Regions from separate parts of the Homo sapiens genome. Here regions 2 and 3 are each linked to region 1. Evidence: chromatin contacts called from ENCODE Hi-C data. All regions are on one chromosome and are shown on one strand. Each heading gives the region's core, a stretch centred on a gene start or an enhancer-like site at or near the end of the contact. The rest is flanking DNA. Distances are from core to core; before and after follow the strand shown. Region 1 holds the start of APAF1 (apoptotic peptidase activating factor 1). Region 2 holds the start of WASHC4 (WASH complex subunit 4). Region 3 holds the start of SOCS2-AS1 (SOCS2 antisense RNA 1).

Evidence for each region. Hi-C counts contacts between places; a loop is a spot of excess contacts on that map. Pooled maps may share reads with other maps.
Region 2: a loop to region 1 is called in a pooled map, with 16 times the contacts of the local background. The contact joins the promoter of WASHC4 here to the promoter of APAF1 in region 1. A Hi-C loop is called at or near these places in 6 of 50 pooled maps.
Region 3: a loop to region 1 is called in a pooled map, with 11 times the contacts of the local background. The contact joins the promoter of SOCS2-AS1 here to the promoter of APAF1 in region 1. A Hi-C loop is called at or near these places in 4 of 50 pooled maps.

The regions. Positions count from the first base shown.
Region 1 is chr12:98,643,122-98,648,227 of GRCh38, forward strand. It overlaps APAF1 (apoptotic peptidase activating factor 1), which reads left to right and starts at 2,169. Exons shown (of 27, transcript NM_181861.2): 1 at 2,169-2,714. It overlaps IKBIP (IKBKB interacting protein), which reads right to left and starts at 1,667. Exons shown (of 3, transcript NM_153687.4): 1 at 1,402-1,667. The coding sequence starts at 1,580. RefSeq lists enhancers at 385-1,012, 1,013-1,639, 1,640-2,267 and silencers at 1,844-2,043, 2,364-2,573.
Region 2 is chr12:105,106,336-105,111,441 of GRCh38, forward strand. WASHC4 (WASH complex subunit 4) reads left to right here and starts at 1,396. Exons shown (of 33, transcript NM_015275.3): 1 at 1,396-1,526; 2 at 4,790-4,929. The coding sequence starts at 1,466. It overlaps LOC414300 (a long non-coding RNA gene), which reads right to left and starts at 1,307. Exons shown (of 2, transcript NR_121211.1): 1 at 453-1,307. RefSeq lists silencers at 1,205-1,484, 1,695-1,944 and enhancers at 1,505-1,664, 3,503-3,662.
Region 3 is chr12:93,569,143-93,574,248 of GRCh38, forward strand. SOCS2-AS1 (SOCS2 antisense RNA 1) reads right to left here and starts at 2,256. Exons shown (of 4, transcript NR_038263.1): 1 at 2,123-2,256. SOCS2 (suppressor of cytokine signaling 2) reads left to right here and starts at 3,533. Exons shown (of 2, transcript NM_001270471.2): 1 at 3,533-3,894. The coding sequence starts at 3,756. RefSeq lists silencers at 1,300-1,349, 1,410-1,599, 1,970-2,249, 2,610-2,659, 2,670-2,979 and an enhancer at 4,197-4,336.

The DNA of each region.
Region 1 (5,106 bases), core at 919-3,418:
TTTGTATTTTTTGTAGAGACAGGGTTTCACCATGTTGGCCAGCCTGGTCTTGAACTCCTGACCTCATGATCTGCCCACCTCGGCCTCCCAAAGTGCTGGGATTACAGGTGTGAGCCACCGCGCCCAGCCGTAACAAATCTTTTAACTCTGAAAAATACACTATTTGGGATGAGTCACCAGTAAAGTATAATTCCATATGTAGTAGCATAAAAAATGTCTAGATGTCCAGGGTCTCTTCTAAAATTCTATCACTCTGGAAGATTAACAACAGTCTTACTAAATAACTTTACACATGAATGAAAAATGGAGAAAAATTCTATTAAGATGCCAATCTTATTAAAATGAAATGGGCTATTCCCTCCTCCCGCCAGAAAAAAAAAGGCTGGGAAAATAAAATTCACAAGTTGGTTTTTTTCTTTTTTCTTTTTTTACGAGTTGGTTTTAAGGTTATTTCTAATATTCATTTTTCCTAATGACACCAATATATCGCCATTTACCTGATTTTAAAACTGCAACTGGTTAGTTTTAAGTGAACACAAGTGCTATGTTTTTGTAGCTTTACCATATTCAATCTGTAACTTACTTAATAAAAGACCTTAAATTCATAATGCATGCACGGTGATCAAAATATGAGCACTCCTCCAAGCTCTGCTACTATAACGTTTGCTCCTTTGGGAGCATAATGATATGGTTTTCTTTTTTTTTTTTTTTTGAGACGGAGTCTCGCTCGGTCGCCCAGGCTGGAGTGCAGTGATGCGATCTTGGCTCATAGCAACCTCCGCCTCCCGGGTTCAAGCGATTCTCCTGCCTCAGCCTCCGGAGGAACTGGGACTACAGGCGCCCGCCACCACGCCCGGCTGATTATTCGTATTTTTGGTAGAGATGGGGTTTCACCATGTTGGCCAGGCTAGTCTCGAACTCCTGACCTCAAGTGATCCACCTGCCTCGGTCTCCAAACATAATGATCTGTTTTAAGGTTGCAAGTATTTCCATTAGGTATTTATGGGGTGAGTAGGGTGGGGCAGATGTGTCCCGGAATGGGGCACAGCGGACAGGAAGTAACGGTTTATAACAACGTGAACGCTTCTGACGTGTAGCGGGAGCTTCAGAAAGCGTGGCCGAATCTGCAGCTCTTAACAAATGGCTCGTTCCCAAACCTTAGCCTCAACTCCTTCTGAGCGATAGGGGCATGCTACCAGCACGGGGGGAAATGAGATACAAGAAACGCCCGAAAGGGAAAAACAAGGCTGGGCTGTTTCCTTCCTTTGGGGTCAAGACAGAGGCACAGAAGGCCCAGGTCTGGGAGGTTGGATCACCTCCGGCTGGATGTTGAGCCGGGTGGGAGCCCAAACAGCAGGGGGCCCACAGGAGGCCGGCCCAGGCAGCCTCGCGTCCACTTACCAGGCCAGGCCCAGGCACGTCCCCAGCGACAGCAGGCTCAGGCACGTTCGGGGGTCTGCCCAGCCCCCGCCTCCGCTGCTCCGGGCCACGGGGGTCTTCCCGCCCTCGCTCCGCTTCCCGGGCTCCGCAGCAGGGGCTCCCTTGGGCCCCGACTTCTTCCGGCTCTTCACCTCAGACATGTCTGGAGACCCTAGGACGACAAGCCCAGGGCAGCTTCTTCACCAGGGGGAGCAGGACGTGGCCGCCTTGGCGTTCGTGGGAACCCTGGGCGGTGACCGCGCCCCCTCACAGACTTGGCACCGCCCAGAGCCCAGCCCCTTCCCTCTCCCCGGCATCCTCGTTGCTTCACTGAGTCTTTCAGCTGCCAGCTCCATAGTTCCCCTAGGAGAGGTGGGCGGCGACCTCAACCCACAGCGCCTTCCACTGCGATATTGCTCCAAATCCGAGGAAATTCAAACTCCCGGGCGCGCGCAGGCCGACGGGACCCGAGGAGGAGGGGCAGGACGAAGGGGTCGCGCGCGCCACGTCGGGCGCGCCGCCGCTGCCCGAGTCCGGCATTGGTGGGAACGCGGCGCGTCCCTGAGGCTTAGCCACGCCCCGTCCGCGGGGTAGGCGGGCACTTCTACGCGCGCGGGCATGAGCCGTGGCAGGAGTGCGCGGCGGCAGCGGTGGCCGCCCCTTGGGGCTTGGGGTGTGTTTATTTGCATAAGCGGGCGCGCGCCGTCCGGGCTGGGTGGATCCGGCGGGATTTGACTGCTCCGCTGTCCAGAGGCGGAGAAGAAGAGGTAGCGAGTGGACGTGACTGCTCTATCCCGGGCAAAAGGGATAGAACCAGAGGTGGGGAGTCTGGGCAGTCGGCGACCCGCGAAGACTTGAGGTGCCGCAGCGGCATCCGGAGTAGCGCCGGGCTCCCTCCGGGGTGCAGCCGCCGTCGGGGGAAGGGCGCCACAGGCCGGGAAGACCTCCTCCCTTTGTGTCCAGTAGTGGGGTCCACCGGAGGGCGGCCCGTGGGCCGGGCCTCACCGCGGCGCTCCGGGACTGTGGGGTCAGGCTGCGTTGGGTGGACGCCCACCTCGCCAACCTTCGGAGGTCCCTGGGGGTCTTCGTGCGCCCCGGGGCTGCAGAGATCCAGGGGAGGCGCCTGTGAGGCCCGGACCTGCCCCGGGGCGAAGGGTATGTGGCGAGACAGAGCCCTGCACCCCTAATTCCCGGTGGAAAACTCCTGTTGCCGTTTCCCTCCACCGGCCTGGAGTCTCCCAGTCTTGTCCCGGCAGTGCCGCCCTCCCCACTAAGACCTAGGCGCAAAGGCTTGGGTAAGTTGACCTCCTCGCTTTTCTCCCCGAGCCAGGTTCTTTGGAGGCTTGGTAGCTGATTTCAGGGACTGAGAATTTGAGGACATGGAATATTTGATAACCATCCTGCTCCTGTACCAGGAAGAGAAATTCTGTAATGAGGAAGTAGTAAACTTGGGGTTTTCGTGGATAAACGTGCGCTGTTTTCTGTTTTACGTCCATGAAGAGTTTTGGCTTTCCATTTTGTTGTGGGTTACAAAAGGTTTTGAGACTTAGTTCAGATAAGTTGTGCAGTTTTAAAACGTATTTAAGATTTGCATATTTTAGTTTAACAGGACTAGGTGAAATTGGAAATTAGTTTCAGAAAACCAGAGTGTCTTATTTGCTTAGCTATTGGACATCACCTAAAAAATTCATTCATTCTTGTTTTTTCACATCGAATTTCATTACTATAAATTAAGGAACATTTTATGTTTAAGAGGACAAAAACGTTATTAACATTTTAAAAAATGAGAGTTTTGATTCGAATCAATAACTTTTTATCAGTTTTGTGCCCCTGCTGGGCATTTTGTAAGCCTTGACAAGCATAGGCAAATGCCCTACGTCCGTCCCTGTTTTTCCAAGTGCTACATTTGGTGACTTCAAAAACAGTCATTGAAGCTTGATAATTATTGCCCCCTTCTGTGAGCTCCAAGTTACTTGTGCTCTGTTTTTGCACTTCGGGCATTCACATTCCCACTCTCTCTCTCTTTTTCTTCTTTGAGTAGACTGTGAATTATTTCAGGCAAATGACTCAATCTTTTCTGTAGTCTTGGTGTCTGACATATAGGGAGGGGCACAAATGTGTATTGAATGAATGAATTGATAAACCCGTTTAGACTCTTTCACTCTATACATTGTGTAAAGTTCTGTTAATGTTTTGAAAACTTGCAGATATTGTGAACTGGGTTTTATGCCCATGGAAAAATTTGCATTATATTTGAAATAAAGTTGCTAGAAACGTCAAGTATTTTACTATAAAGGCTGTTATTCTTTCCTCATGTCCTCCTGGTCTGAGAAATCACATCAGAAAGTGTTTCCTGTTGCTTTGTGGGAAATGTGTTTAGCAAGGAGGACCTAGAGCTGACATCCTCCTTGAACGAGAACTAATACTCAATAGTAACAATGCTCTATTCACTCTTATGTTTGATAAGGAAAACAAGAAGTCTCTTAATATTAGGACTTCAATGTAATCACTATTTTATACAATCTTAATTAAAAAAGGAAGTATTTTATTGTAAGAAATGATAATGTGTGCTAAAAAAAATTGACAGTAGAGGCCGGGCATGGTGGGGCTCACAAGTGTAATCCCAGCACTTTCGGAGGCTGTGGCGGGTGGATCACCTGAGGTCAGGAATTCAAGACCAGCCTGGTCAACATGGTGAAACCCCGTCTGTACTAAAAAAAAAAAAAAAATAAGACAAGGTGGGGGAGAAATCCCAAATTTTGCTACTCAGAAGTAACTCAAACATTTCGATGAATAAACTTCTAAACGTCTATATATATTCATATGATACCAACACTTGTTTTTTTTTTTGAGACAGAGTCTCAGTCTGTCGCCCAGGCTGGAGTACAGTAGAGTGGTCTCGGCTCACTGCAACCTCTGCCGCCCTGGTTCAAGCAGTTCTCTTGCTTCAGCCTCCCGAGCAGCTGGGATTACAGGCACCTGCCACTGCATCTGGCTAATTTTGTATTTTTAGTAGAGACAGGGTTTCACCATCTTGGCCAGGCTGGTCTTGAATTCCTGACCTCGTGATCCACCCGCCTCGGCCTCCCAAAGTGCTGGGATTACAGGCATGAGCCACTGCGCCCGGCCCCCACGTTATGTGTTGTATGTGGGATCATGTTTCTGTTTTTTTTTTTTTTTTTTTTCAGCAACAGTATTATGAACATCTTTCCATGTCAATACATGGAGATATGTGTCATAATTTTGAATGGCTGCATAATATTCCATTTTATATACATACCCTAATTTTTAAAATCTATATTCAGAATGATGGACATTTAGGTTGCGTTCATCACTGAAACATCCTCCATTAATTCTTTTTTCTTTTTATTTTTTACTCTAGCCTCCCAATGTGCTGGGATTATAGGCTTGAGCTACCACACCTGATTGGAAACTCATTAATTCTCCTTGTGGATATTTTTACATATGTATTTGAATGTCTCCTTGAAGTAAATCCTTAGAAATGGGATTTCTGGGTTAGAGAGAAAGCTTATTTTAAACAATTCCATATCTTACTGCTTTCCAGAAAAATTGCATTCATTTTCTAGTTTCCCCAATTAGTGCATAAGAATGGCCATTTTCTCATACCTTTCCAAGCACTGGGTTTTGTCCATTTAAAAATTTTTGCCAAGGAAAAAAAATCAGTTT
Region 2 (5,106 bases), core at 146-2,645, 6.5 Mb after region 1:
TTATCACAATGAGCTGCTGGGAGATTAATTACAGTGATTTAATGCAAATGTTAAGAATCCAGGAAAGTCAAACTCATGGTCACACAGAAAGTACAGGAAAAAAGTTTGTCAGCCATTAGACCCTAAGGATGCCTGTTCTTTTCAAGATTTTTTTTTTCTTTCTGAAATGCCCACTAAGTCTGCCATAGGGTCAGAAAGCAATTTTCTTACATGTTTTATAGTTTCTGCATCTAGCCTGGTGCCTGGTACCCAGTGGGCACTCAATAAACATTTAACTCAGGGCAGATCCAATGACCTCAGAAGAATGCTCTTCAATAGACCTTTTGCCTACATTGATTAGTTCTTTTCGGTACTTTTTAAGATTACAAGAGTAAAACCCTAATAAATTCTCATTGTTAAGGATTCAAAACACATAAGTAGACACATCAAAACTTGAAAATCCTGTTACTCACCAACACATGCTTTTCCCCAGGTAACCACCGTCCTCTGATTTGTCTTCCTATGAATTTACATACACGTAGGCACATACGCGTTTGTATAACTTAAAAACATAAATGTAATCACAAATACACATTACTCTGCAACTGTCTTGTGTCGGTTGTTCATGCCATTATAAATATATTTCATCTATTTTAGCAGCTCTTCAGTGATTCGTAGTATGGATGTATTGAGCTTTATGTAATTCACTTGTAATGAACATTTAGATAGTTTCCTATTAAAAACCACGTTGCTATAAATATTCTTGTGCAAATACGTGTATGCATGTAGAATTTTACACCGATCCCGATTCTCCAAAAATCCAAATTGCAGGTGGGATCATTTTAGAATGTACTTCAATAGCGTTCTTCATCCTGCCTCGCGTTTTTAAAAGGACTGAGTGGAGAGCGGGGAAGAGGTCGTAAGATCCCCTGTTAGGGTGTTCATAAAGTAACTTCTCCTCTCGCACAGAACGTCTTGACTAAAAAACAATCCGTACAGAATGTGCGGGAGAGCTGTAGGAACTCCTACGGTGGCGACAGAGAGGGAAACAGGCTTGTTGGAAGAAGCGCCTGGTCAGCGTTATCCTCGAGGATCATGCCTTCCTGTTAATTCCCCACCCCATCAATTCTACCTTTTTAGGTTAGACTGGGGAGTAACTTTCCCAGGTATTAAAAATCGTCTAGAGAGAGCAGGGCGAAATTAGAGTGCCGAAGTGGCTTGAGAAGCACAGTGAATGGTGGCGAAGCCCGAGCCGGGTCGCAAGACGCCCGCTGGCACTGCCGGCGCCATGGCGGCCGCCTTCGGCCACGGCGGAGGACTCGCTTTCCCAGGGGCCCCCGCGGTCGCAGGGGCAACGAGCCCGGCCGGCCCTCGCGAGCGGAGGCGGGGCCGGGGCCGGAAGTCACGTGCTGTGACAGTAGCTGGGGTGAGGCCGTCGTCGCCGCACGGGCTGGTTGGGGCTGTGTCTGTGGGAGGCGCCGGGGTGATGGCGGTGGAGACTCTGTCCCCGGACTGGGAGTTTGACCGCGTTGACGACGGCTCGCAGAGTAAGGGAGCTGCAGGGCGAGGGCTGCGGGTGGACGCTCCTTCGGCCCGCCGCTGTTCTGGGCTGGGCAGCGCTCCTGCGAGAGGGACGGCTGCGCAGCCGTCTGGTGCGGGACACTTCAGAGCCCTTGGGGTGTGCGAGGGACGCGCTCTCCAGCGTTACTTTCGGGGTTGGGGTCCCAGCCACGGCGGGTCAGGCTGCCCGTTCAGGGCTCGGCGTGTGAGGCGGAGACTCTCCTGGGGAGCCTGCGGTGCCCCGCGGGGAGCGGCGTCCCCCTTCAGCTGCCCCGGGGCTTGGGCGGGGCGCGCCCGGGAGGCCCAGCGGCCCCGGGATCCCAGGCTGCTTCTGTCTCTGGCCTCTTGGGGATTTCGCCAGATTCTGAGCGTTCAGCTCTGGAGGACGCTGATGTCTGGGTTCCTGTTTCGGTTTCCTGTTTTTCTTCTTTTCCTCCCAAATCAACTTTTGCAAGTTTGGGTGTCTTTCCCATCGCGTTGCTATAACCGTAGAAGGGAGCGAAAAAAGAACTTTTCACCCTGCGAAAATAAACACGTGAATGTCATTTTATCATTTTCCAGGCCTTTTATTTATGCTAAGTGATATTTTTCAGTGATGTTCTGCAGTTTCCATCGCAGTTATAAAGGCTTCAAAAATTACAGCAAATCTTCAAATTTTGCTTCACAAGATCGAATTGTCTGATTTTAACTTAGAAGTCTATCCCGAAATAAACAAATTGTGTTTCTTTCAGTAAAATATTGAGGCCAAATTAATTGTAGTGAAACTCTACTTGAAATAAATACAAGTTGGCAATCTGCTTCTTATCTTTGGTCATAGTAATCTGTGTAAGTGATCTAAGAGAGATTGGAGCATGCTGTTTGTGATTTTTTTTTTCCCTCATAGTTTTCCCAAAAGGTGGAACGTTGCTTTTAAAAATTCCGGATGAATTTTGCTTGATTTACGAAGAGAGACTAATGCCTACAATGTTAGATGAATTAGGTTTTACAAGTCTCTCAGAGAAGAGTGAGCTACATCCAGGATGGGTTGCAGTTTTTCACAAAACATTCCTGAGGTCAGGAGTTCAAGACCAGCCTGGCTAACATGGTGAAACCCCGTCTCTACTAAAAAATAAATAGCTGGGCTTGGTGGCGAGCGCCTGTAATTCCAGCTACTTGGGAGGCTGAGGCAGGAGAATCGCTTGAACCCGGCAGGCGGAGGTTGCAGTGAGCCGAGATCGCGCCATTGCACTCTAGCCTGGGTGATAATAAGGTATTAGCTCTTATGCAGCATAAAAATTAACCTTGGAGATAATGACAAAATCTTTTAATTTTTTTTTGTGGAGGGGATTCTGTATTGTTATAAAGTGAACTGTACCTTGTCATATATGTTTTATGGACAAAGATGACGAACTGGTATCTTCAAAAAAAATTGGAATAGAGTTATGTTAATTGAGTTTGAAAATGGTTCAGCCTGGAGTAGAATGGTCTGATTCACTCAACAGATATTTTCTACAACCAGTGGCTGTGCTAGATATTAGGGATAAAAAGATAAAACAAGGAGTGCAGTCTGTTGACAAAGATGAGCATGTTAAGTAGGTTTTTGGAATTTTTACTCTTAAAAAATTACCATGTAGTTCTTATCTCAACTTTTGTTATTTTAACTTTCACCAATTTTACAACCGTTTATTGTCAGCAAGGAACTTTTAATGTTATTTTAGGTTTTCTGTTTCCTGTTTGTGAATCCCTGAACATACTAAAGGAGTGATTTATTGGCGTGGTGTTTCTCTAGCATTGTCTTTTTTTTTTTTTTTTTTTTTCGAGACAAGGTCTCACTCTGTCGCCCAGTGCCGTGGCATCGCCACGGCTCACTGCAGCCTCGACCAGCTGAGCTCAGGTGATCTTCCTACCTCAGCCTCCTTAGTAGCTGGCTGATTTTTTCTTTTTAAATTGGGATAGAGACAAGGTTTTGCCATGTTGAACTCCTGGTCTCAAGCGACCCACCGGCCTTGGCCTCCTAAAGTGTTGGGGTGAGCCACCATGCCCGGCCTAGCATTGTCTTTAAGAAGTCATTTGCTGGTCAAATGCAGCTTTGACTGGTCATTTCCTGTGTAGTTGAGAATAAGACAACTATTTGGGGTTCTGAGAATCTGGGCAGTCTTATATGTAAGCTGTAGGGAAGAGAACACCTCCCTGTGCTTGGCGTTCATTAATTTTTGGTCTGTGAATCATATCTAGACTAATTGTTTTCCAAAATTGCCTAGATTAATGCTATAATAAGACAGAAACCTTAATGAACTAAATGGATTCACCGGATTTAAAACTTTATGTGGTTGAAGAATAAAGGAGAGTGGGGGCTAGGTCTTTATACTTTAATACAGCATGAGTCAGAACACACTTTCTCTTACTTGCTTCACATTGCTAATTTGAGGAGAGCAAATTTTTACCTTTTTTAGAAGACAAAGGTTGAATAAAGTTATTCATATCAATAAAAGAAACTGAGTTGGAGTTGAATTTGTTACCTTTGGGAACAAGTAATGAATTTTTATGTGTAACGTGAAATACTTTGACGAATAGGCATATTTTAAAATCCAGCTTATTCCAATGATTCCTTAAAGTTACCTATGAATGTGTTAATTCTGTGAAGAACAGCATAGTATTCTGTAGTCAAGCAGTGTTCTTTGCTGGTTTTTCCAACTTGATTATGACAGTTAAATAATTTAACAAATATCTTGGTTAAATTTTAGACATTATAGAAATAATATGCTCAAGCAGGTATAAAACCTCCATTTAAAAATATTTAGGTGTATTATTAAACATTAGTGTGTATAGAATTAAAAACTACATTTTTAAGTGTTACTTCTGTGACAGACTGTTTTTTTCACCTTCAGATCATGAATATTTGTTTTTGCAAAAGAGTTGTTCATGACTAAAAGATAGAATCAGGACATTGAATTGTTTAAGGCACTTTTCAGATTGGTTCAAAGCCCTCTATTATGGGGGTAGATGGGCTAGTGGCTTTTTCATAATATGTTAGGGTTTTAAGGTAGTAACTTTATATATGGTAACATCTACTGCTTTTAAAATTATTTCGTGTATAGAGAAGATTGAAAGCTGAATTGTTGTTTAACTTTGGAACTTTATTTTCAGGAAGTCCAGACATTCCAGAGTAATAATTAACAGTGCTTTGCGTGACTTTTGAGGTTATTTGAAGTAAATGTCCTGCAATTCATTACTTGCACTTATCACATACTGTTTTAAAATTTAAACTTAGAAATTCATGCCGAAGTCCAACTTAAGAATTATGGGAAATTTCTTGAGGAGTATACCTCTCAACTGAGAAGAATTGAGGACGCTCTGGATGACTCAATTGGAGATGTTTGGGATTTCAATCTTGATCCTATAGCATTAAAGGTTTGATTTGATTTTTTAAAAATATATGTATATATTTTCTGGACATACTATATCCTGAAAACATAATTTTTTAAAATGGAAAAAGTATTTTTATTTGAAATCTAAGAACAAAATGAAAGTTGGAGAAAATTGTTAATTTCCTTTTCTCTAAGCCATGCAGATGTTTTTTAAATGTGT
Region 3 (5,106 bases), core at 1,006-3,505, 5.1 Mb before region 1:
GACAGAGGGAGACTTGGTCATGCTCCCTCCCCGCCCTCCGTCAGTTTTAGGAATAAATACCTTTTTATTTAAGCTAAAGTGTGGGTACACCCTTCCTCTAGGATTCTCCATCAAGGAATAAGAAGCCATATTAGGACAATTTAGAGGGCAGTTAACCCTAGTAGACATAGTGGTTCTTAAAAGGCTTGGGGCCTCAGACTGTACACAGGCTTCACATGGAATCTGATTTGTTCCTTTATCCCAGTCCCTCACCCAGAACCCGAATCTAGCCCTTCATGTTATAAAAAGGGCCAGAGGTCCAAAGAGGGTAAGTGCCTTGTGCAAAATTATTCAACTACTTTGTAGAGGATTTTAACTAGGGTTCAGTTAGCTCCGCCCACACTATAAAAGGCTCTTTCTAAAAAACGAAACATGATTAAGGGCACACGGCTCCAGCGTTAACAAAGCTCTTTGTTAGCTGGGAAATGCCCCCCTCCCCGACTCATCTGCTTATCATCTGCATAGAATTATGTACTCAAAAGCAGGAAAATTATTGAGAAAACCATTGGTCCCCGGCTGCAGACCCCAAGGTTGGGAGCTGGTTCCCGTTTCCTCCCAGAGCCGGCAGGGGGGGCACCAGGCAAAGTTTGCAAGACGCGCCTCCCTCCCACCCCTCCCCCTTCCTCGCCCAACTTCCCATAGCCGCGGCCTCAACTAAAAGTGGCCATTGACCTTTCAAGCTTTCGAGCAGTGATGCAATAGAATAGTATTTCAAAGAAAAATGCTTATCGAAATTTTGGATCCGGTTTTCCCGTGATTGTTAAGGGTTTCTTTTAAAAAGTAGGTCACATTTCAAGTAGGTCATATTTCGGGGGCGGGTGCGCAGACAAGGAGATGAGTTTCCACTAAGGCCAGGGGGCCTCCAACGGGGTTGGAGGTGAGAATCCCAGGTAGGGTAGAGGTGCCGAGATCCTTCCGAATCCCAGCCCTGGGGCGTCAGCCCTGCAGGGAATGGCAGAGACACTCTCCGGACTGAGGGAACCGAGGCCAGTCACCAAGCCCCTTCCGGGCGCGCAGGTAAGGGCGCCCCCTTAGCAGCCGGCGCAGGTGACCCGGGCGGGCCGCCGGGTCTACCGGAGACGTTGGAGCAGAGGGGAGGAGGAAGGGAGGAGCCGGGTGGGTGCGGGTGACAAGGAGCCGGAGCGCCAGGGGGAGGGGACTAAGGACGGCCGGCGCCGCTTAAGGAGGCGCTGCTCTCCCGCTCGCTGCCTTCCAGGACCTGATCAAGGGGACCGCCTCCGGTCCCCGGCCGTGGGCACCGGGACGAGCACGGCGTCCCCACGCCATCGATGTGTCTTAGAGCCGGAGAGTCTGGTTTCCGAGGACCCACAGTCGCTCCTGCACGCCCACCCCCCGCAAAAGTGCGGCCAGGAGGGTCGCATCGAGGGGGCGCCGCCGGGATGTTTAGAGGAACCCACCCCCGTGGCAGGCCAAGGGCCAAGGATCGCTATCCTTCCCTGAACCCGGGCGCTCAGCTGGCCCGGGTAGGGGGCAGGCTCCGGCCGCCGAAACGGGGTTGGCTGTAGCCGGTGGCCGGGGAGATCTCTAGCTTGCGCCCGAGCACCCCGGGGTGTGGGGCCAGAGGCAGGCCGACCCCGGCGTGCACACCGCCCGCCCTGCACCCGAGCGCTCTCACCCGGTCTTCCCTGAAGCCTGTGTATTGCGACCGAGCCTCTTTAAAGCAGTAGCGGGGCCCGCGGTCACGTGAGGCCGATTCCTGGAAAGTTCCTGGAAAGCCGCCTCCGCAGCAGCCGGGCGGGGCGCGAGCGGAGCGCTGACTGGGGAGGGAGGCGGGGAGCAAGGGAGGCGCGTCGGTCTGGGAAGTCGCGCGCACTCGCTGCTCCTGGGACCGACGTTTAACTCTTGCCAAGTCTCGTCGCAGCCGCCGCGGCTGGCGGGCCTTGGGCTTCCCCTGAAGCATGAGCCCTCTCGCCCGCAGCCACCCTCACCGCGTGGCCCGCGGACAGTGCGCGCCGGGGTCCCGGGTGCACAGCCTCAGGATACCCCGTGCCCGCAGCTCGGGCGCCCGCGGCAGGTACCGGTAGTGGGGGAAGCCCGAAGGCTCCGCCCCGAGGAGAGTTACCGGGGAGGGCGGCGAGGCGCGGCCGCGTGCGCCGGGGAGCGGCGGACGGCCTGGGCTTCCGCAGCTCGGAGCGCCGGGGAAGAGAGAGTCCGAACCGCGGCTCTGCCCCGCGGCCTAGCGTTGCTGCCTGCTTTCTCCAGCCCCTTCTCGGCGTCTGGAAGTGTCTGGAGTTTCTTTTTTTTATTTCCCCTAAACTGCCATTCAAATTAATAATCCTCCTAATAACCTGATCTCCCGCTCCTCCCCACCGGCCTGCCTCCCGCCCTCGCTCCTTCCTCCCTCCCTCCCTCTCTCCTTCCCACCTCCAGGGTCGCAGCCGGAGGGAAACCCGGCAGCAGTCCGAGAGTGGAGGTGTCCCAGCCCGTAGGGGGCGTCGCCGCGCGGTGGGGGATGGGGTCGAGGCAATGATCCTCGAGGCTTTTGTGTGCCCTCTGCGCACGGAACTCCGACCGCCGCCTCCGAGCGCGGGGCTGGTTGCATCCCCGGGCATCTCGTTCCCAAATTAAACGTTAACGGGGGAAACAAGGGCAGACGCCCCTCCTCTCCCGGGCCCCTCCCACCTCCCCTTTTCCCCCCACCCCCCCGCCCCATGTCCGCTGAGGAGGCTGCCTGGTGCGGAGGCGGCGGCGGCGGCCGCGGCCGAGGTCGAGGTAAGAGCGCGGCGTTGGTGGTTTGCATTTTCCGCAGCGCTCGCGACCGCCCGCTCGGCCCCGGCCTCGCCTCGGAGCCCCGCGAGGGCTGCGCGCTCGGGCCGATTCCTCGACAGCGCCCGCGGCGGCGAGAACCACCGCAGCCATCCTGGTCCGGGAGCGACCGCCGCGGCACCCCCAACCCCGCCAGAGCGGGCACCAGGAAGCGGGGGGAGGGGAGCGAGGAGCCTCCCGGGCGGAGATGCGGCAGCTCCCGCACCTCCGCACCCCGGGTTGGTGCCTCGGGGCCCCGCAGCGCTTTAGGGCGGAGAACCAAGTTTGTGTGGGTGCTTCTTCCTGGGGGCCCTCGGGCTGCGCCAGGTGTGAGACCGGAATGCCAATTTGGGGAATCTCTCCTGTTCTTTCCTTTTTAATTTTTTCTACTTGTCCTTGACAAGGGCCTATTCCCACTGGATCTGCAGGTGACTATTTGCTCTTCCTAGGTCGCCAGTCTTTGATTTCAGCTAGTGACCCTGGGCGGGAAGACACCCTGTTCACCCTCCTCCTGACCTCCGCCCCCCACCTCTTCAGCCAACTTTATCTTGGATCTCTGCTCTCTTTATCTTTTCTCTAGAGCTGGGCCAGGGCGCTAACTGGAAGCTTGGGGTTAAATGGTGCAGGAACGTAGAGGCGGAGGAGTCCCTGGGATTTTCCACGTCTATTTCCCCACCCCCACCCCAGCCGCAGGGGTCCAGTTTGGACTGACCCAACCTCCCGCTTTCTCTTTGTAGGCGATCAGTGGGTGACCGCGGCTGCGAGGGACTTTGTCATCCGTCCTCCAGGATCTGGGGAGAAAGAGCCCCATCCCTTCTCTCTCTGCCACCATTTCGGACACCCCGCAGGGACTCGTTTTGGGATTCGCACTGACTTCAAGGAAGGACGCGAACCCTTCTCTGACCCCAGCTCGGGCGGCCACCTGTCTTTGCCGCGGTGACCCTTCTCTCATGACCCTGCGGTGCCTTGAGCCCTCCGGGAATGGCGGGGAAGGGACGCGGAGCCAGTGGGGGACCGCGGGGTCGGCGGAGGAGCCATCCCCGCAGGCGGCGCGTCTGGCGAAGGCCCTGCGGGAGCTCGGTCAGACAGGTAGGGAGCCGATCGGCCGCGACGCGTGCGGGAGGGAGCGCCTCCCCAAGGAAGCAGCTAGGAAGCGGGGTCGAGGTGGGAAGCAAAGAATAAGATGGAAATACGTCCCTTGCTTCCAAGGGACCGCGGAGAGCACGCTCGCAGGGTCCTGGGTCCTTGGGAATGCGTAAGGAAAGTGGTTCTCCAGGGACTCAGGCCTGGCGGAGCGCAGAGCGCGGGAAGAGCTTCTTGGAAATAGCTTCTTAGCACGCTGGAAGATTTACTGTTTTCCGCAGCTGCTCAGGGTTAGGCTCCCGGGCTCGAACCCCGGCCGGGGAAAGCGTCGGGCGCCTCCCTTTGCACGGGGTGCAATCAGCAAGTCGGTGCCGCGGGCCCCGCAGGCCCAGCAGCATCTGGCTCCCGGGCGGAGCTGCGGCTGCAGCCCAGGATCTTGGCGGCCAAGTTCAGGGACTGACACTGCCGCGAGGGCGGCTGCCCGGGCGTCGAGAGTAGGCTGCGAAGCCCCCGCCGAGCGCGGCTTCCATGGTCGGCGCGCCCAGGGTACTGCCGCTTTCAAGTACAGTCAGGCAATTCGCGCGGCACGCTGTCTCTAGGCATCTGAAAAAAGAAAAAAGAAAAAAAGTAAAGTATCTGGCAAATCATTCTGGCTTTCCAAATCCGTATCCTAAAAGCTTACAGTTGTGGCACAGTTGAAATTTTGGTAGCAACAGGGGGAGGGAGAGGGAAAAGTTCTCTCGCTTGCGATTCCGGTCTTTCCGTGTGGGCCACGGGCTTTCCCTCCCGGGGAGGCACCGGCAGATTGCAAGTATCCCGGTAATTGTGGGGGTGGGGGGAGCACAAATGTTCAGACTTCTTAAATACGGACGGTCTCTGAGCCTTCTTAGAAAGCAGAGTGGGCCGGGGAGATGGTGCAGGCAGATGAAATCAAGAATGCAGGGGAGATGGATGGTTGTGATTGGGTTTGGATTAGGGCAAAGTTCAAAAGAGTTTAGGGAAGATTGTAAACTTGAAGTAGTAATTATCACTTGGGAATTCCCATTTCTTAGTGACTGGTAAGGTAGTCATAAAGCAGCGAACAGAAGCTATTGTACTAGAGCTGTGCTTTTACAACAAGTACATAGCAGTGCTTTCTACATAGAAGGCTGTTCATAGCAGGCTTTGCAGATTCTTTTTTTTTTTTTTTTTTTTTTTTTGGTGGGGGGCACACCAACC